Linked DNA regions of Homo sapiens: region 1 is linked to region 2. Evidence: chromatin loops called from intact Hi-C (ENCODE). Cell type or tissue: Panc1. All regions are shown on one strand. Each heading gives the region's core, and the rest is flanking DNA. Links, peaks and the distances in the headings are about the cores only.

Region 1 (13,860 bases), core at 2,548-10,547, 740 kb before region 2:
TATCCTACAGAATAGTTTCACTGCCCTAAAAATCCTCTGTGCGGCCGGGCATGGTGGCTCACGCCTGTAATCCCAGCACTTTGGGAGGCCAAGGAGGGAGGATCACAAGGTCAGGAGATCAAAACCATCCTGGTTAAAACGGCGAAACCCCGTCTCTACTAAAAATACAAAAAATTAGCCGGGTTTGGTCGTGGGCGCCTGTGGTCCCAGCTACGTGGGAGGCTGAGGCGGGAGAATGGCGTGAACCCAGGAGGCGGATCTTGCAGTGAGCCGAGATCACGCCACTGCACTCCAGCCTGGGCAACAGAGTGAGACTCCGACTCAAAAAAAAAAAAAAAAAAATCCTCTGTGCTCTGCCTTTTCTTCTCTTCCTCCATCCCCTCTATACCTGGCCAACCACTAATATTTTTACTTTTCCAGAATTTTGCCTTTTCCAGAATGTCACATAGTTGAAGTCATACACCATGTAGATTTTTCACGCTGGCTTCTTTGAATGTCATATAGTTGTAATCATACACTACATAGACTTTTCACACTGGCTTCTTGGACTTAGCAATATACATTTAAGTTTCCTCTGTGTCTTTTCATGGCTTGATAGTTTATTGTTTTTGGTGTTGAATAATATTCCATCCTCTAGATGTATCACAGTTTGTTTATCCATTCACCTACTGAAGGATATCTTGGTTGCTTCCAGGTTTTGGCAATTATGAAGAAAGCTGCTATAAATATCTATGTGCAGATTTTAGTGAGAATTTAAGTTTGCAGCCTATTTAGGGGAACATCAGGAAGTATCATTGTTGGGTGATATGGAAAGTGTTATGCTTAGTTTTGTATGAAACTGCGAAATTTTCTTTCAAAGTGGCTGTACCACTTTATATTCCCACCAGCGATGAGAGTTCCTGTTGCTCCACCATCCTGGTCAGCATTTGGTTTTGTCAGTGTTCTGGATTTTGGCCATTCTAATGAGTATATAGTGGTATAATATTGTAGTTTTAATTTTCATTTCCCTAATGACATGTGATATGAAGCATCTTTTCATATGCTTGTCGGCCATCTGTATATATATCTTCTTTGGTAAGGTGTCTTAAAATCTTTGGCCCTTTTGATTTTTTTAATTTGTTTTGTTTGTTTGTTTGTTTTATGGACAGGGTCTTGCCATATTTTCTAGGCTGGCCTCAAACTCCTGGGCTCAAGCAACTTCTAAATCTCATTCTCTCAAGTAGCTGGGACTACAGGTATGTGCTCCTGCACCTGGTTCCAGCCCATTTTCTATTGGAATTTTTAATTTGTTATTGATGGATTTTAAGAGTTCTTTGTATATCTTGAATAGAAGTCCTTTATTGGCTGTGGTTTTGCAAATGTTTTTTCCAGTTTGCAGCTTGTCTTATTTTCTTGACAGTGTCTTTTTTAACATAGAAGTTTTTAATATTAATGAAGTCTATCTCATCAATTTTTTCTTTCATAGGTTGTGCCTTTGGTGTTGTAACTAAAAAGTCATCCCCATCACCAAAGTCATCTAGGTTTCCTGCTATATTATCTTCTAAGAGTTTTAAAGTTTTGTACTTTACATGTAGGTTTATGATCCATTTTGAAGAATGCTATGGATGGAATGCTTGTGTACCCCAAAATCATATTGAAACATAAATCTCCAATGTAATGGAATTTGAAGATATGTACTTTGGGAAATGATTGCCTCATGAGGATGAAGCCCTTATGATGGGATTAGTGCCCTTATAAGAAGGGAGTCTCTCTCTCTCTCTCTCTCTCTCTCCTCTCTCTCTCTCCACCATGTGAGTATACAGTAAGTTCATATTATGGCAATGAACTTTAGCTTTCTTTTGAGATATAACAAAAAATTAGTAAATTTTGGCACCTGTTTACTCAAGAAGTTGTGTTCAGCAGTAATTATTTAATGAAAAAATCAATTCAGCAAAGTGCATTTTATAGCATATATAATATTTTAGATGATCTAATTGTGAGTCCATCCACTCCTCATAAAGCTATTATCACTCTCCCTAAAATTTCTGCATCCAAGGGATTCATAATATCTATAAACAATCAGAGGAATAAGTAAAGACAGTGCAGCACTGTCAATTTAGATCTAAAAAGCCATTTCCTATGGAAAAAAACTATAATCTCTATCAAATGATTAGTTTGCAAACCATTTCATACTACTTGAGAAAGAAATCTTTAGGATTGTTGGCTATAACTATTTTGAAAACTCTAAAACTTCTTTGAAAATTTTCTCAGCAGGAAACAAATTTATCCTTCCCATCTTTGAAACTGAAAATTCCAAAGTGTAAATATCCTATGTCTTTTGTAAAAGAAATTATTAAATGTCCAAGTGAAAGCAATTCAAATCTCCAAGATAATTCCATTTCTTCCTTCTTCATTGTCATTTTGCCTGTCAATTACTTTATTTACATGAAGCATTGTTTAAAACTTATTGTCATGAGAGAAAGCATTTCTAAAAAGCAACAGAAAATTAGGAGGTACATAGACTGGTAAAAGTGACTTGCTTTTGGGAGGGAGACCGAGTGTCTGGAGTCTTCTGATTTTTAATTTAAAAATCTATGAATCTCTTTAATAATCTTACACAATACCTTTTGTGATTAGTTATCAATTTCTGCCTTGTCCCAATATATAATTTTTGTGAAATGTTACTAATATGACCATGGGCAGCTTAGACGTAAGCTATTCTAAATACTAGTATTACTTAATGTTTTTCATTTATAATAAAATGTTATAAAAATATTTGAGTATATGGATATAATATCAAATACACAGATTTAAGAGATCTATTTGTGGCTGGGCACAGTGGCTCACGCCTGTAATCCCAGCACTTTGGGAGGCCGAGACGGGCGTATCACGAGGTCAGGAGATCGAGACCATCCTGGCTAACACAGTGAAACCCCGCCTCTACTAAAAATACAAAAAATTAACCAGGCATGGTGGCGGGCACCTGTAGTCCCAGCTACTCAGGAGGCTGAGGCAGGACAATGGCATGAACCCGGGAGGCAGAGCTTGCAGTGAGCTGAGATCTCGCCACTGCACTCCAGCCTGGGGGACAGAGGAAGACTCTGTCTCAAAAAAAAAAAAAAAAAAAAAAAAAAAAAAAAAGATCTGTTTGTGATGATGAAGAATCTGCTTATTTCTCAGTTATCTATTTTTATTTACTGCACTTAAAATTTGCCCAACTCTTGACTAGATATTTAGGAAAACATTAACAAACTAAGAAACATTCTGAAATAGGAAACCAGAGAAACGCAGTATTTTGTGATTATGCCATATGAGAAATGGTTGAAGAAGTATGGAGTAATCCTACCAACTCTTCCCAAAAAGCAAAAATAGGATCAATGGATAGAATTTAAAAGGAGACACTTTTTCATATAACATGTAAACATTGAAGTTATATCTCTTCACTAATACCTTAAAAAGCTGTAAATTACCCAATACTAACAATGTTCAAGAACAAGATAAATGACTATTTATTAGAAATGGCACAGGATTAACTCACTGACTAAAGATTGCATTAGGTGACCTCCAGAATACTTCAAAATCCTAAGATGGAATCACTTGTATTATATATAGATATATTCTTACGAATTTTTGGGAGCTCCATTAATGTGCGCTATGCTGAAAAACAAGATTTAGACAAGTATTAATAGGCTATTAAATCATGCCCAAAGGTGTCTTCAAACCACAGGTCTTTCAGGCTTACATTTAATTAAAAATTAAAGGCCATTTTTGGCTATTGAACCTGCTCTTCCATCAGGAAAAACTGAGTAAAAAGTAAAATTATTCACTTCTCTTGTTAAATGTTCAGCATCAGTTAAACTTTTTCATACCACTAACTACTTCCTCCCAAAGTTCTAATTCTAGATACCCATTTTATTTGCATAATACTTTTTGCTTTGAGAACCATTTATGGTAATATTTTTACATTTAGAAAAGCTCAAAGGCCATTATAATTTTAAATGGATTTATAATCTATACATAGAAACACAGTTTTTTTTTTCCTGTCATCTTGTTAAGGTGATATTCAAAAGAGCAAATCTTTATTATGAATGGAGGAATTTGTATTTTTTTGTAGTTTTTATTACAAACCTGACTTCCCAAAATGTGTTCATACCAATGATGTATACTTCGTAGTTAATGTAATATGCTCGTCTGAACTATTACCGATGTTTTATTTGCAAGAGATTATGAAAATGTCAGTAATAATATTTTTAAGAGAATAGCATCAAAAGGGAGCACTCTGAATCTAACAGTTCCAAGAGGATTGTATTGGAAATGTTGTAATTCAATTGTAAATTGCATGTATTAATCTTCTGGGAGCTCAACTGTTGATGGATTGAGGAATAACCAGAGAAAAAAGAATAAAAAATGAATGTAATTCAAAAAGAAAATTATTAGTTCCACAACGATAGGCAGAATTCACAATCTGAGTTTGAGTACAGAAATATCTTTTGTGAAGGGATGTTGAAGGATGCCAGGTGTAGCAAAAATTTGGTCCTATAAACCTTAAAAGGCATCACTAAGATAGCTCTAGTTGAATGAACTATGATTTGACATTCAAGAGGCAATCTACCAAGTAATAACCATGTGAATTTTGCTGAGACAATAACTTCACATGCTTGTGTTCCACTCCCACTCCAACATAGAAGAATTTGGTAACTGTTACCAGCAAGTAGAACAAAAGCTTGGCATTTGCCAAGTAGTTAATTTTTAAAATCATAGAAAGTCCTCATATGGTAGCGAACCAGATTTTAAAAAGAAGAAAAAATGTTAATGAAAATATTCTAAATAAATAAGAAACAGATAATATACTATGCAAGTATTTTTTTAATTACCTTAGTACGCTCTATACATGGTCTAAAATAAGGTTACATATTAGCATTGGAACAAAACATAGTTTCTATGCTCTCTGGCTTAAATTAATTTATGAACAACTTGGAGCAATAGTTAGCAATATTAGGTTTTATAAAATCAGAAAAATTAATTGAATTAATTAAAATTTTGAGTATATAATTAGGAACATAAGACATGTCCCTTCCTTTCAGAAAATGCATAATTTTTCTGAAAAGATAAAGCATATGGGGCCAAAATAAACACTGTTCAGCTAGAAGCAATCTAGGCAACATCTGTAATTAAAGGAGGAAAAAAAGCTGATATTACATTATATAATTTAGCTTAGAAATGAGTCATAATTGCTGTAAGATAAAGTTATTTTTTTGTAATCAAATAGATGCTTTTGGTTATCCCTACGTCTTCATTACTTTTAGAGTTATCTTTAGTCTTTTAGTTAAGATATAACTTTAGTCTTCTAGTTAAGTGATATCTTTAGGTTTTTTATTGCTAATAAATACACAAGGAAGAGAATTACTTTCACATAAAGCAAAGAATAAAACTTTAACTACATACCAAATTCTTTTTGTTTTCAGACAATGACAGTGTATTAGAAATGTAGTTAACGGTTATTCCTGTGAGTGCCAAATGTTTTCTTTTTCAGTGTGGTGAAATTTAGGTTGTTCAAGTACTTTACATACATATCACCAACATAGTTTGACCAGTAGAGGGAGCCATTATCTACATAGTCTAACTTTGAAAATAAAGTATTTTATGATCATGAAAGAAACTATGACAGAAACTTACAGTCAATATATCAATTCCTTTTCTAAATTTAAAATAAACAAACCACCTATATGTGTTTAATGTGTTTTTAGGTTTCAAAACAAATTAAAAATCAAGCTCACTGTAACTTCTTTGGAGGCAATAATGAAACAAATACCTTTTATAATGTGTATATAATTTTTAACCTTTCCTCAAATGTGTTAAATGTCAATAATAGTAAAGTAAGTATATACACAGCTATTATACCAGTATATGCTTCCCTTCACATTATTATTATAGCTGTTTAGCTTCATTGTTTACCAAACCACGTAAGTTCAAACTACCTAACATTAGGTGGCAGATTTATCTATATATCTTCCATATTCTCATTTTGTAGTTAAATGAAAGGCTATGTGTATCTTCTAAAAAAATTGACTTTCTCATTGGATTAAAAAAAGATAGATTTGTATATACTATAAGAGTATAGTAAGAATTCTGTTTTGATAGAGTAGAATTTATTTAATAAACAATTGTTATAAAAAATTATTAAGAAATCTGTTTGCCCATATGTTGACATTTAATAACATCAGTATATTTACAGTTTGTATATTTATTAAAAAGATACTTAAAAAGAATTATACACAAAGACTCATAAAATTATTCACATATTTTTGTGAGTATGTGAATAGCACAGCTTGACACACTTACCCTTCATATTTCTAAACATGACTTAAAATAAGTTTGTGATTAAAAATCTCCACACTCATATTCCAAATGCTCAATTTGCTTCCCATAAATATATATGAATTAACACCTGTATTAATCAAAGAAAAATATTCTGTGACTATTTACCTTTAAATAGTATTTCACCAGAGATTGTAAATGACTCACTTTTTTCACAGTTCTCACTATCCTTACTATTTAACACAGTTCTTACTATCACAGTTGTGAGAGCTTGTTTGTATCAACCTTCATAGTCGACATTAGTAGTTCAGCAAATATTTATTAACACCGACATACACCAAGCACTGAGCTACTAGAGATACAGTTGAGATAACACCTGCCAAAACAAGCTCCCACAACTTCATCTTTAACACAGCTTAGATAGTAAGAAATTAGCTAAACTAGTGTTCCTTGGTAAGGGAGGTGTCCATATCCTTGCCACTCAAAGTGTGTTCCACTAAGCAGCAGCACTGGCCTCTCCTGGGAGCTTGTTAACAATTCTAGAGTCTCAGGCCCTATGCCAGAGCTACTGAACCTAAATCTGCATTTTAATAAGATCCCCCAGGTCCCGGTACTTCAAAAACACATTACATTTTGGAAAGCACAGGAAAGCACACACCACCTCTTTGCAAAGATTTCCCCATGACACAGGCTACCTCTAAACTTCTAGTTTCTCTAGGAATAATAAATATTTGTAACTTTGAAATTGGGTAGTTTTCAAAAACTACAAGAAAGTTTTCTAGATCTTAGTTGTTCTGTCAGTCCCAAGGAATTCTACTATAAATCACGACTTGAGGGTGGGACCTGTTATGTAGTTTTATGTGCTAGATTTAATTTTAAAACCACCGAGTTCATGTCCTTTGCAGGGACATGAGTGAAGCTGGAAACCATCATTCTCAGCAAACTAACACAGGAACAGAAAACCAAACACCGCATGCTCTCACTCATAAGTGGGAGTTGAACAATGAGAACGCATGGATACAGGGAGGGGAACATCACACACTGGGGCCTGCTGGGGAGGTGGGGGGCAAGGGCAGGGAGAGCATTAGGACAAATACCTAATGCATGTGGGGATCAAAACCTAGCTGATGGGTTGATGGGTGTAGCAAACCACCTTGGCACATGTACACCTATGTAACAAACCTGTATGTTCTGCACATGTATCCCAGAACTCAAAGTATAATTAAAAAAAAAAAAAAAACCGAGCAGCTATGTATTCGTTATTTTATCTTTTTCAATGGAAAAAAAATTAGATGCAGAAGTGCATCTAAGACTACTATCCACATATTTCTTTTCATGCTTTCCCCGTCATGTATCTCCAAAACTTTTCAATGTAAGCAATCACTGTAACATAAGCAGTGTTTACAATAGTGATGCAATACAAAGTTAAACTATACTGGTAGTGATAAGAAACTTCACGTCACCCAGTATATAAACTTTGAGATAACAAAGATGAGAATGAGTTAAATGTCACTGGCTGCTCCTTATGAACAGAGGAGGCAATTCAGCCTGTGGAATACTGTGATTACTTGTTATCCACAAACCTGCACTCATAGCTCTGCTGACAGCGTAATCATCCTCATATTCAGCAATTTTTGGTGCTGTTTATACTTGGCCAAATTATATCTTCAATGTCCTGAGCAATCTCACCTTTATTATTACATGAAATGGACGGACATAAGAGCAACGGAAGCTTATCCCCCTGCACGGAGCTGCCTTTTTGTCACTTACAATGTGAGAGATAACCTCAAACAATCCACATCCCTCCTAAAGCATCATATCTTATATGGAATAGAGTAGAGGGGAGATAGTAGAATAAATGTAGTTGTCTGTGTGTGTGTGTGTGTGTGTGCACGAACACAACTAATGTTCTCTGTTTCCCTGTCTTTTCATCATTATCCCAATCTCAGTGAATCAGTGTCATGTCATTGAAGAGATGGAAGAAATCTGCTGCTTTATGACAGATGCAGAAACAAATTCAATGAAGTGAGGCTAGGAAACTTGCTTACAGTTTAAGCTTAGTTTGCTACAGGACTCATTCAAAATAAAGGTTCATCAAGTGCCCCTTTCTTCCACACTCACCTCCAAGACTTCTGATATAGTTTGGCTGTGTGTCCCTGCCCAAATCTCATATTGAAATGTAATCCCCAATGTTGGCCTGGTGGGAGGTGTTTGGATCATGGAGGTGTGTTTCTCATGAATGGTTTAACACCATCCTACTTGGTACTGTCCTTGCGATAGTAAGTTTGTTCCCATAAGATCTGGTGATCTAAAATTGTGTAGCACCTCTCTGCTTGCTCTGTTGCTCCTGCTCTGGCCATGTGATGTGCCTGCTCCTCTTGCCTTCCATCATGAAGCCAAGCAGATGCCAGTATCTTGCTTCCTGTAAAGCCTGCAGAACCATGAGCCACTTAAACCTCTTTTCTTTATAAATTACCCAGTTTCCAGTATTTCTTTATAGCAATGCGAGAGCGGACTAACACAACTACATTTTTTAAATATGTAGATTTTATTTTTCCTTCAAGGCAGCCCTTTTAAACTGTCTTTGACATTGGGAGGATGGGGAAAATGCTCCACACATTAGGCACTGTGGGCATGTAAGACTAATTTGATTGAGTAAGTAGTTATTAAGCATCTATGCTGTTTACTGGTAAGATACATAGATGAGAAAGCTCTTCACCGCTCCTCACAGAGCTGACATGTATGCTCAGGCTAAGGGTTGTGAGCAGGCTGCACAAACCGACCAATTCTCTCTGGTAGGAGGTTACAGTAGCCTGTCATCAAACCCTAGTGGGAGAATGTACCTCTTTCTCCGTTATCCTTCACACTTATACCTACAGCACTGCACACACCCCTAGGAATTACACATTATCTGGGAACATAAATAGGTTTACCTGACTTAAATGTGGTTCCTTGGAAAATAACAGATCAAGGTCCTGTGCTGACATGAAAATTTGCTTGAATTTGAGAGGAACAGATGAGGGAGCCATTTAAATTTTGAGCACAGTATTGTGTTGTTTAAATTCCATCATTAATCAGCTGTTTTTATCAAACATGACCGTAAGTTTATACACTCTATTTTGCCAGGCATTGTGTTTTGCAAAAATTAAAAAAAAATGACCTCAGCAATTTAAGATGTATGTATTATTTGGAAAAACTTGTTATAAAACTGCAAATTAAAAATCTAATTTTTGGATCTTTGATCTCATTTATTTTTCCCTGTTGATAAAATGATCAGTAGCGTGCATCAGCTTCCCACTCAAACCTACACGTGAATCCTACTGTTTTTGAAAGAACATAAAATTATAATTCGGATCAAGAAAAATCGTAATCCTCTTATTATATCATTTTCTTCTTTCAACAAAATCAAATAGAAAGAGGATGGGAAGAAGATTGGCATTATTAGGGATTTTTATCTCTTAAAGTGCTTTAGCACATGCTGAAGAGATTCCAGTATCTTTAACTAAAATTCCATTGTTTTAAATCATTCAGATGTTCACATGGAGAATAAAGCACAGATCGTTTTAACACTTAGAGCAAAGGATGAGTATTTGGCTATACAGGTGAAAGAAAAGACAATTAATAAAGAAAAAAATGACAGAAAAGGGGTTGCTGATGCACTGAACAAAATATATTTTAAATATCAGCAGTGCACATGTACATAGCAATAGTATAGAATTTCATTTTTGATGCCACCATTATTGCTGAAGAAGTCCATTCTCACTTGAAATACTGCTTCAGCCCACTGACTGGCCATCCTCCCACAAGACTCTCCCTAGTTAAACCCATCTGATGAATTGCCACAAAATGTTCTCCCTAAGAACATAATCTGCTATGTAACTCCTGGTTTTAAAATGCTGCTTCTCTGTTGCTTGTCTTTGGAATTAAATCCCACTTTAACCTAGGCTTCCACATCATTGTCATTTGCAACTTTGCTGCAGCTTCTGTTTCAAGCTCCATCTCTCCCTTCCCATTTCCCCAAGACCTGCTGCTCTCTGAAAGGTATAACAGGGGCTCCCAATATTTTAGGTTTCCCAAATGAGCTGGGCATCATTTAAACCCGTGGATGCTTTACTCTGTACCTGGAATGCTCTTTCTCCCCTTTCTCACATAGCAAACTCCTCCTAGTTTTCTGTGCAAACCTCACTTGGAAGCAAACGAGTGAGAAAGGTAACACAGCCTCAACTCTTCAAGTCAAACTTAACTTTATGTTGTATAATTTGCAACATCTGTTCATATATCTGGAATAGTGACTATAAAGTGGTATTATAATAATCTGTCAGTTTTTTATTCTATTTATTACACCAAATTGGAGGCAGGCCATGGCTTACATACTTTTCCATTTCTAATTTTCATTACTGAATACAGTATTAGGCATCTGGTTGTTTCTCCATTAGTAATTGCTCAGGGGAAAGTGAATGAATGACTCTAATCTGATTGGAAAAGCACATTCATAAAATTAAGCAGTTCACTCTTTTCCAATGTATTAGCATAAAATTTTGTCACTCAATTTATACTTCAAATTTTATTTAAAGGCACTACAATTGGCGTTTATTGGCTGTTTCTCATGTATGGTATTTATTCTTCCTTTTGACTGAGAATAGTGTTATTAAAATGCCTTCTTTCCATTTAGATCCCTACTAGAGTATTAGTGGGATTTTTTCTGCTATTGAAAAATAAATAAAAGTCACATTTAGCTCTTAGATCTCTATATAACTTTCTACAGTATTTTGCACAATTATGATTAGTAGGACACTATTGGAACCATAAAATATCCTGTTGTAGCTTTCAAAACTGGTATACTTGAAGTATGTTATAAAGTTATCATCTTGCACCAAGTACTTCAGAAATTACAAATTAAATTAATTGAGATTATATGGTTTTAACCTCCTTCTTCTGTGTGCTGTTATGGTTAATATATGATCTCAATGTACTTTGTGATGGCCTGTTGATTCAGCCTTGTAATAACAGGGAGTATTAAACCTGTGGTTCATTAAAGATGAATATAGATTTCAGAAAACCAGGTAATCTATGTTGTTTTTGTTCTCTGGAAACTATGATTCACCTATGTGACATAAACCCAGGTTAAAATTGCTTAGAAATTATCTGCACAAAACCACTCTATACCTTATAGGATATTACGGCTACAAGTAATCTGTAGCCAGAGAGCTACCACAGTGGGATACAGTTTCTATAGTATACTACAGTGGAATACTGTATCCCACTCTAGTAGTTCTCTGGCTAACACCACTCCCTTCAGATGTTTTTGGACAGATGTGACCCCACTTCCACTGGTATAGTACAATGTTCAGTAGTAACGTTGAAAGGAGACATTCCTTTTTTCTTCTCAATGTTGAGGTGGGAGGAGTGTTTAATACTTCACCATTAGCTATGATGAGCCTTGTAGATTTTTGTAGCTGCCCTCTTGTAGATAAGGAAGTTCTATTTATTTTTTTTAGTTTGCTTATAGCTTTTGTCATGAATTGGTGTTGCATTTTGTCAAATGGTGTTTTCTATGTCTATTTACATCATCATATGATTTTTCTTAAAATGGTAGCAGATTATATTGATTTTTTGTTAAGCCATTTTACAATTCAGAGATAAAACGAACCATTATATTGTATTATCCTTTTTTATGAATTGCTGGATTGGATTTGCTAATATTCTGTTATGTTCATGAGGAACATTGGTCTGCAGTTTTATTTTATTATAATATATTTGTCTGGTTTTCTATCAGGCTTACGTTTACTTCACAAAAACAAGTTAGGAAATGCTCCTTCCTCCCCTAGTTTCTGAAGAGTTTTGTTTGATATTGATATTATGTCTTTCTTAAACAATTTACAGAATTCACCACTGAAACTATTTGTGTCAGGAATTTCTTTGTGGGATTTCTTTTTAATTACAAAAATATGAAATAGATAGAGATCTACTAAAATTTTCTATTTCTTGTTTTGAATTGGGGAAGCTGTGATCTTCAAAAAATATGCACGTTTCACCTCAGTTGTCAATTTAATTGGCATAATGTTATGATCCTTTAAATGTCAGCAGCATCTGTAAAGATGTCCCCTCTTTCATCATGATATTGGTGACTTGCACCTTTTTCTCTCTTTATTTTAATACTCAGTCTTCGTATGGATTTAACAATTTTGTTAACCATATCAAAGACTTTAGTTTTTTTGTAAGTCAAGTTGTGAGGAACAAAATTTACTAACCTTTGACTGTCAATTTTAGCTACTGTTTATTTTCTATTTCATTCATTTCTGCTATTATTTTTATTATTCTATTTTTCTTTTAATTTTAACTTGCTTTTCTTTGTATATCTTCTTAAAGTGGCAGCTTATCATTTATTTTGCATCTTTCACTTTTTCTAATATAAGCATTTAAAATATGTATTTTCTTTGAAACATTCTGTGGCACCCTGTTAATTTAGAAATACTGTGTTTTTATAATCATTCATTTAGAAATATTTTTAAAACACTTACTGGGATTTCTTCTATAAATATATGATTTATTGGAAAATTAATTGTTTAACTTCTAATACTTGAAGATTTTTCAGATATCTTTTTGCCACTTATTTACAGTTTGATAGCATTATGGTCAAAGAGTATAATCTATATGATTTGACTCTTTTAAACTTATTGAGACTTGATTTATTGTTCATTCTTGGTGAATTTTCCATTTATAATTAAGAAGAATATGCTTCTTGCTGTTTGGGAATATAATATTCTATAAATATCAATTAATGTTGCTCCAATTTCTATACTTTTCTTTTTCTACTTGTTTTACCAATTACTGCAGAAAAAGATGTAAAAAGTCTCAAGCTAGGTCTTGTATTTCTTTTTGTACTTTTAGGTATGTCCATTTTGGGTATACATGTTGCGAACTTTGTTGTTACGGGAACACACGTCTAAGATTATTTTTTTCTTGAGTTATTCATCTTTGTGTAATATTAAATTTTCTTGTCCAACTTGATTTCTATCTGTTATCAATTTGTTTCAGCCTAGAACTAACTTTTAATATTTCTTATATTATAGGATTGCTGTAGACAAATGCTTCTAGATTTTGTCATTCTGAAAATGTCTGCTTCACATTCATTTTTAAGGAATACTTTCTTGGATATAGAATTCAGAATTAGCAATTTTTTCTTTTCTTTCAGCACATAAAAATGTACATTCTTTATGCTTGTCCTCCATTATTTCTTATGTCAATTCAGCCATTATTTTTATCATTGTTCCCTGAACATAAGACATCTCTTTCCTTTGGCTGCTTTCAAGATTTTCTTTTTATCATTAGCTTTCAGAAGGTTGACTACAATTTACCAAGGTGATGTCTGTTTCGTATTTATCCTGCTTGTGAATTATTTAATTCATTTGACTTCTGGATTATGTCTTTCATTAATTTTGTTTCACTCCTGGATATTATCTCTTCAAATGTTTCTCCTGTACCCCTCTTTCTCACTTCTTTTTCTGCAACTCCAGCTATATACTTGTTTTGCTACTGGCTCACAGATTTCAAATGCTCTGG
Region 2 (8,000 bases), core at 1-8,000:
CTTACTGCTTCTCATATGAAGTACCTGACCTTGCTCCATACAGGATAGACTGCCACTCCACTCAGCAAGCAAATAAACACCCAGAAAGTGAAATGACATATGGGATGTACTTCTCATGCTTGGGGGCAATTTTAGGGACTTTTGAACAATTTAAACATTACAAGTGATTTTCCCTTTCCATGTGCTCTTTAGACTCAACCCACGAATGAAGAGACTCCACCCTGATTGCACACTTGGTTCTCTGTCTCACAAGTAGCTTTAATTCCTCAGAGACAACAGTGCCAGCTAGACCTCCCAGTGACAAAAGAGTCATACCTCTTTACCTCCATCACCTTTCACAGCACTTTGTGCACTGTGCACTCACCTTGAGTTTTTTTGTTTTTTCTTAAAAAAAAAATCTCTATCCATTTTATTTCCCACACAAGTTTACACTAAGTTTTCCATTTTAAGCTCCCATTTACTATCCATGACACAGCACTCTAAACCATGGATAAGCAAAGGCTATGAGTGACATCAGACTGCTTAGTATCCTTGCACCACCAAGGACATTGCAACTTAAGCAAATTACTAAGTTTCCCTCTGCTTCAATATTCTTGTATGTAAAATGTGCATAGCAGTATCTCCATTGTGAGTACAATATGAGTTAGTGCTTTTTAAGCATCCTCAAGTAAAATAAACTATCCACTATTTCTCCAGTACGTTTTGATTGGGTGAAAAACGTCCCAGAATAAAATTACAACAGCGAAATGCATAGAAAGCTTTTAGCACTGTCTCATACTGTAGTAACTTGTTCTGTCACCTTTTGAAGCAATCTCTAAATTCATCTCCTGTTTTGAGTTTTGTTTTGTTTTTTCTCTAATCTCGCGGATGGGCTGTAATTTTTCTGCCTATATATTGACCACTCTTTAACAATTTGTTAGTTTTTCTTGCAGGAGATACTCTATTATACTTACATACCTGTATCTTTATATATCAAAATGTTGACGCATAGCTATAAACAGACAGATAAATTTCTCTACAAGGTCATCCACTTTTTCAGTTCAGATACAGTCTGTTACTTATTCTCTTTGTACTATAGATTTGCTTAAAATGAAAAATAATTGTACAATGCAAATTAATAGCTCTCGTAAATTAAATGTCTGTGATAATATTTGATAGACACTTTGTGAAGATTATGGATAATCTTAACAACAACTCTGCAAAGTAGACATTATCTCTACTTTCCACATAACAGTGCTCCTCAAACTGCCAGTCCACAACAGTTTATTACTCACCAGCAAAGAGATAAATACACACATTGAGAAAAATGCTTAGAAATCAGTAATGTGGTTTGTGGTTTGTTTTTGTTTGTTTGTTTTCTAGAAGTAGATTGGCAAGCTACCATGGCAGGGAAATATTTTGATGTAGTCTGATTAAGGAGTTCATATAGACCATAAACCAAGGTACTGCTTCCTTCGTCAAGAAAACCTTAGTGCACAATAGAAGTATCAGCTAAATATCAGGGTTCTTAGCTATTTCGTAAAATTTGTGATTTATGTATGTAAAAGCTAATTCATTAAATACAAAATTGTTATATTTATTATGTAATAACATAGATGTTGATTATAGCACCTATACTGCATGTTGAGGCACCAAGTTTACACATGGAAAAATTCTTGAGAATATCTGAACAACAAAAAACTTTTATTTATACAAGATAAGAAACTAGCCCATTCCAAAGTTTTAAATATGTAGGTTGGACAGCCAGCCTTCACTTATCTTATATATTTGGTATCTTTAAAGATCTTTCTACTGATTGCAAGGAATGAATGCAACATGCTTTGCAATGGCAGGTAGGATCAAAGGACCAAGCAAAAGTTAGAAGCTTAGAATAATAGAGTTTCTACAATTATTTATGACATGGTTCATAAATTAAGTACAATAATCAGTGAAAAAGTGATGATCTTGATATCGCACATTTAGGAAAAGTTATCATAGACCATTTTAGAACACTGATAGAACATTTTGAATTTATATTTTGTCACATAAGATCCACATATGAAAATTCATGGATCCTGAGTTGATTTCTTTCATAAAAATGTATTTAACTATAACTTTATAGGATAAATACTGGAGCAGGCTACTAATGCAGGACTGATGATGAATTTTTGAAAATGTGGTAAAATTTGCCTTTTTTGGATACAATTTTATTTTATTTTATTTTATTTATTTATTTGAGATGGAGTTTCGCTCTGTCGCCTAGGCTGGAGTGCAGTAGCGTGATCTCAGATCATTGCAACCTTCGCCCCCCAGGTGCAAGCAATTCTTCTGCCTTAGCCTCCCAAGTAGCTGGGATTACAAGCATACATCACCATGCCTGGATAATTTTTGTATTTTTAGTAAAGACGGGGTTTCATCATGTTGGCCAGGCTGGTCTTGAACTCCTGACCTCAAGTGATCTGCCTGCCTCGGCCTCCCAAAGTGCTGGGTTTACAGGCATGAGCCACCGCACCTGGCCCTGGAAAAAATTGTAAAATAAATATCCTAAACTTGCTGAAATTGCTTCAAAATCTCTTCTTCCATTACTGCCAATGTATTTCTCTAAGATTCATTTCTCTGCTATAACTGATGTTAATACAAAGAATGGAAACAGTTCAGATTATACATTATTCCCAGCAAGAAATGCTGTAACCAATCCAAAGGGATTATATAAATTAATAAGCCACAACCAAGCATGTGCCACATTAAAATGTAAATATTTGATGTATATGATGTTCATTCTAAATATGCATATAGACATTTAATATGAAAAATTACTGTTTCTCTCATAACTTTGTGTTTAGTTCTAATTCCAGAATAACAAAAAATTATAAGCATAATAATTATCTATATTATTCCCAATATATCCACACTCAACAAATACATACATTTTTATTTTTTATGTTATATTTGCAGAACCTAATAATAAGCTGAAACTTGCATTTTGAATGCCTTATTATTTTGTTTTATAGTAATTCATTTTATTGTACATTACAAAAGCATTATTTGTGCTTGATATATAGAGAAAAATGGCCCTCAAAAATGATTTGAGAAGTACTGACAAAGTTCCATGAATAAGGTTAGTTTGTCATGATCACCATTGCAGCTCCACACCTAGACCTTGTTCAGAAAAATGCTTGTTGCATAGAAGATAAAACAGTTCCTGATACAGTCTGATGTATACAGAGTGTATACCCTAACTTCTTGTGTATGCAACAAAAACAAACAGCCCCCTTTCTTTCTAGTCCCAGGAAAAAAAGTAGATTAAGCTAAAGGAGGACTAGGATTTAGGGAGCATTTTGCTTTGGTTCTGGTTGTTTCCACTTTGTTTTCTTCAGTGATATGAATAAGAGTAGGAAGTGGGTGATATAGACTTAAAATAACTTGCAGGTGTTCTTAGAGGCTTCTGCAGATACCCAGGACAGATGAAGGATTGATGCCCTGCCCTCTGGTGGCCTAGAGGTAAATGCCATTCCCCTAGTAAGATTATTGATGTCTGATCCTGCCCTCCCTGTTCTTGCTAACTATCTTCCTGGAAAAGAGAGCAAAGCTTTCTTGTCTTGCTATCTGGGATTCTGAGGCTGAACAAGACAAGGTAAAGCATGCTTGAAGGAGAAAACTTCATCTCCAAAGGCAAGCGTGAGGAATCATATTGTATGCAGAGAACCACAATAGAATTATTTTTTTCTGGATTTGTATAATAAGGATAGGTACTCATCAAAGGATGATAATGAAAGTCAAAACTCTTGCAACTTGTAACTGCAGGACAAACAATAGCCAACGTAGTTTTATCGCTGCTTTTCAGAAGTAGAATTCTGCAAGTCAAATGTCACAATATTTGGAAAGCTCTTTTTGTAAACATTTTTAAAAATAAAAAGAGTATTTAAATTCATGATTCAAGTGCTGTCTCCCCCTCACCTCCTTAACCTGTGGTTACTGATGGATCCTAGAACTCAGTCCTTGGACTCCTTTTCCCTAGATCTTCTTAAGCCATCAAGCCTGATAATACATATCTACTCTGTATTTAAGATCTTTAACTTGCTTGTCTGTGGACTCCAGACTCATATACCCAATTGGCTATCATGTAATCTCCTCTTGTATGTTTAATAAGCTCAAAAGGACAAATCCAAACCTTCCCACAAAACAATCACCACCTTCACCTCCTGCAAGCTTCTCCATCTCAAGTTTGTTATTTCAAGTGTTCAAGTCAAAAGCCATGAAATCATCCATGACTCCTCTTTCACTCTTCAACCTCACATTCTTGCCATCAGCTGGTCCTATTTGCTCTACTTTCAAATACACAGAACATTCCATCTATTCTCATCATCCTCATTGCTAACTCTGATCCAAACCAACTTCATCTTTTGCTTGGATTAATGCAATAGCTCTCTAATTGGTCTCCCTGCTTCTGATCCTCTCTCCCTTCCCCATAGTCTACTTTTCTGATAACAGCCTGAGTGTTACTGTGAAAATGTTTATAGGATCATCTAACTCCCATGATCAACACTCTCTGCTCGTTTCTCATCTCAATCTGAGAAAAATTCAGAATTATTCTATGGCTGACAAGGCCCCTTTGATCACTCTCCTCATCCCACTACCTCTGCCTTCCTCTCCTCTATTCTTCTTATCCACTTTGGTCTGCTCACGCTGGCTGAGCTCTTCTTTCAACATGCTCAGAGTGTCTTTACTTCTGGCTGCTTCTCTGCTTGGCTCACTATCCTTCTAAAGGATGAGACATGACACTTCTACCTCTCTGTCCTTATATGAGTGTCTGCTGCAATGTCACCTTCATGAAGCTTTCTCTCACATTTATTTAAAATAGCTTTTCTTATCTCTCTTCCCCAAGTTTTGTTTCTTCACAGAATTTTGCACTCTCAGACAAACCATATGTTCACTCATTTATTTTGTTTATGATCAGTTTCTTCCCATCTGAGAGTAAGTTGCATGAAGGCAGAGTTTTGCCTGTTTTGTCCTCTGATAAATCTCAAGCGCCTAGAAAAACTGCAAAAAGCAGTTTAATAATTGTTACTGAATGAATAAATGAATCTTAATTACTGTCATGCATATAACATCAAACTGTAATGATATAGTGAATTAATATGACTATTAATTTCTTTTGAATTTGTAAACTTAGGATTCCACAGAAACTCAGAATTATAATTAATTTCCTTGATGACACCTTCTCTACCATAAATGGATGGTAGGGAGCTTTAAGATCTTTTAATAATGTAATCAATTGCATGACTACTCAAAATTAGACTAAAAATTGCTCCTAGTTTGAAAATCGGGAATTAGTTTTTTGTTGCTTAACTATATCACAAAGCCCAGTAAATTTCTTGCCTTAAAACTTTTCATATATATTCTGTGATGGTTAATATTAAGTGTCAACCTGATTGGATTGAAGGATGCAAATTATTGTTGTTTTCTGGGTGTGGCTGTGAGGGTGTTGCCAGAGGAGATTAACCTTTGAGTCAGTGGACTGGGAGAGGAAGACCCACTCTCAATGTGGGTGGGCACCATCCAATCCGCTGCCAGCACCAATAGAACAAAGCAGGCAGGAAAAGGTGGAAGAAGCTGGCTTGCTGAGTCTTCTGGCTTTCATCTTCTTCCCATGCGGAATGCTTCCTGCCCTTGAACATCGGACTCTAGGTTCTTTGACTTTCAGACCCTTGGACTTACACCAGTGGTTTGCCAGGGGTTCTGGGGCCTTTGGTCACAGACTGAAGGCTGCACTGTCAGCTTCCCTACTTTTGAGGCTTTGGGACTCAGACTGAGCCACTACTGGCTTCCTTGCTCCTCACCTTGCAGATGACCATCATGGGACTTCATCTGGTGATCATGTGAGTCAATTCTCCTTCATAAACTCCCTTTCACATATACGTCTATCCTATTAGTTCTGTTCCTCTGGAGAACCTTGATTAATATACATTCTTTCTCTGTTTTCTTAGCTCATGCTCTGTTCCAGGCCATCATGATGTCACACCTTAGCTGCTAAAATCATTTTTATCTTTCTTTCACCTCTCTTTCCTCAAAGCCTCTCTTTCTATAGCTGTTCAGATACTGATTTCCTTTTTTCAGTGTTCTAACTTTTAAAGAATTTATATTGTGATGAATGTGCTAAGATAAAAGATAATAGCTAGGGCTATTCAATGGCAGAAGCAAAATTATTTATAGATAATACAGAATCATTTAATGAGTTGATAAAGAAGTTACAAAACACTATTTGAACTACTGAGAGAGTATTTAGTGAGGAGGTAATAAACAAAATAGAAATGCACATTTTGGTTTGCTAGATACCCAGTCAACACACAGAAGGTAACAAAGTAAAAGTAGCTGCCAGTATAAGTAGCTGCCAGTGTCAAGCACCAGCGCTGGCTTCCCCCTCTCACTTTATGCTGCTGTTTGTCGCACAGACTCAGAGGCAGCCCTGCAGGTGGGAGAGCCTCTTTCATACATTTCTCACCAAAAGAGCCCACACTCAACATGAAAAGTAACAGAGTCAGGAAAGGAAGGAGTGAACTCTTCCTTGTCTCTTAAATTATTTCCCCCTCACTTAGGTCTTTCCCCCAAATCCTTTAGAGTAGCCATTGAATCTCCAAATTAGAAATCTCCGTTTCGTTGTTACCCTCAATGTAGTTACAGCACTAAGAACACAGGGTCTTTGCTTTATGTCTGATTGACTAAAAGGCCCAGTTCAGGTATTTGCCCACAACACAGCCATTTTTGTTCTAAAAGGAGTATATAAGATCTCAACTTCCTAGATAGAAACTGCTTAAGACCTTAAATGATAGGCTTATGATTTGTTTTGCTTTGAATTTTGTTTAATGTAACATTTATTTTCCAATGTTTCAAAAATCTCAAAACACATTCTGATAAGAGTTTCAGCCTACACACCGAGACATGAGATAAGGTGGCCTTTCAAAACTCATTGTCCTCAAGAAGGTTTTTTTGTTTGTTTATTTGTTTTTGAGAGGAAGTCTCGCTCTGTCGCCGACGCTGGAGTGCAGTGGTGCAGTCTCGGCTCACTGCAAGCTCCACTTCAAGAAGGTTTACAAGCTGGAACTGAGATTGGTTTATGCAATCAGTCAAGGTCGGTTCAAGATCACACACAAATCCACGATGGAACTGTGATTCAAGTGCAGCTATCCTGACTACCAAGTTTATAAATTTTGAACAACTAACTAATGTTTGCAGAAGGTCATGAGGTTAGATTTTAAGTTGCAAAGAAATAAATAAGTGACAAATAACTGATCATCATCCCCACAGGAGAACATTTTTATCAATACCCAGACAATATTTTTATCAAAATTCACTATTTAGAGATAGCCCATTCAATCTCACTGAGTGCAGTTTTCACCATTAAAAGAAGGGTGGACTATGTGTATTTGATGGGACTTTGAAAGTCCAAATGCAATATATTATGTATAGATTTGCACTGCTGCTATTCTTTCTAAACTACTACCCTTCTTTCTAAAATGTGAAAGTGAGTGATATGGAAAACTCAAAGCAATCACTCAGTATTTCACCTCCCTACTTTCCATTTGTACTTCAGTCCACTTGCTAGTCTCAACATTAAAAGGTGTAAAACCAGGAGACTTGATTCTTAAAAATACCCACACTTTGGTACTAAAATAACGCTACCTCCTACATTTCACCAGAGCTGCAAAATGCTTGCTTACTGCTGTTTCCAAGGGTGGCTCACAAGAGCCTGCAGGGAAATAATAAATCAGGAAATGTAGAATACCTAACCTAATTTGTAATTTTCATGCTCACACAATTTAAAATGGCACATTACAAATATTTATTTAGAAGTAGGTATTTCTAAATTGTATTATTTTGTATGAATAGTGAAGAAATATCTCCTGAAGAGAGGGTGAAAAAACATTTAGTATTTATAAATACAGAAAAATAACTGAAGAAAATCAAGTGAATACATTGAAAAGTAGCTAATATTATTTAACATATAACCACAATAAATTCAT

What was found. A loop is a pair of places that touch in the nucleus more often than their neighbours do. Peaks named below come from ENCODE experiments on the same cell type or tissue, not always from the same donor. Only the 100,000 strongest peaks of a DNase experiment are listed, where the experiment ranks them.
Region 1: a loop joins it to region 2, with 6 times the contacts of the local background. A loop is called at or near these places in 15 of 110 quality-filtered maps.

What each region holds. Positions count from the first base shown.
Region 1 is chr3:86,555,274-86,569,133 of GRCh38, reverse strand. No RefSeq gene overlaps it. Among named protein-coding and RNA genes, the nearest start is that of LINC02070, 80 kb to the right of the region's middle. In Panc1, for the core only: no CTCF peak of the experiment used is centred there; a DNase peak (open chromatin) is centred at 5,573.
Region 2 is chr3:85,816,799-85,824,798 of GRCh38, reverse strand. The region is part of intron 3 of CADM2 (cell adhesion molecule 2); the gene reads right to left. The region is part of intron 1 of CADM2-AS2 (CADM2 antisense RNA 2); the gene reads left to right. Among named protein-coding and RNA genes, the nearest start is that of CADM2-AS2, 7.3 kb to the left of the region's middle. In Panc1, for the core only: CTCF peaks have their summits at 3,270 and 3,469 (motif pointing left); a DNase peak (open chromatin) is centred at 3,499.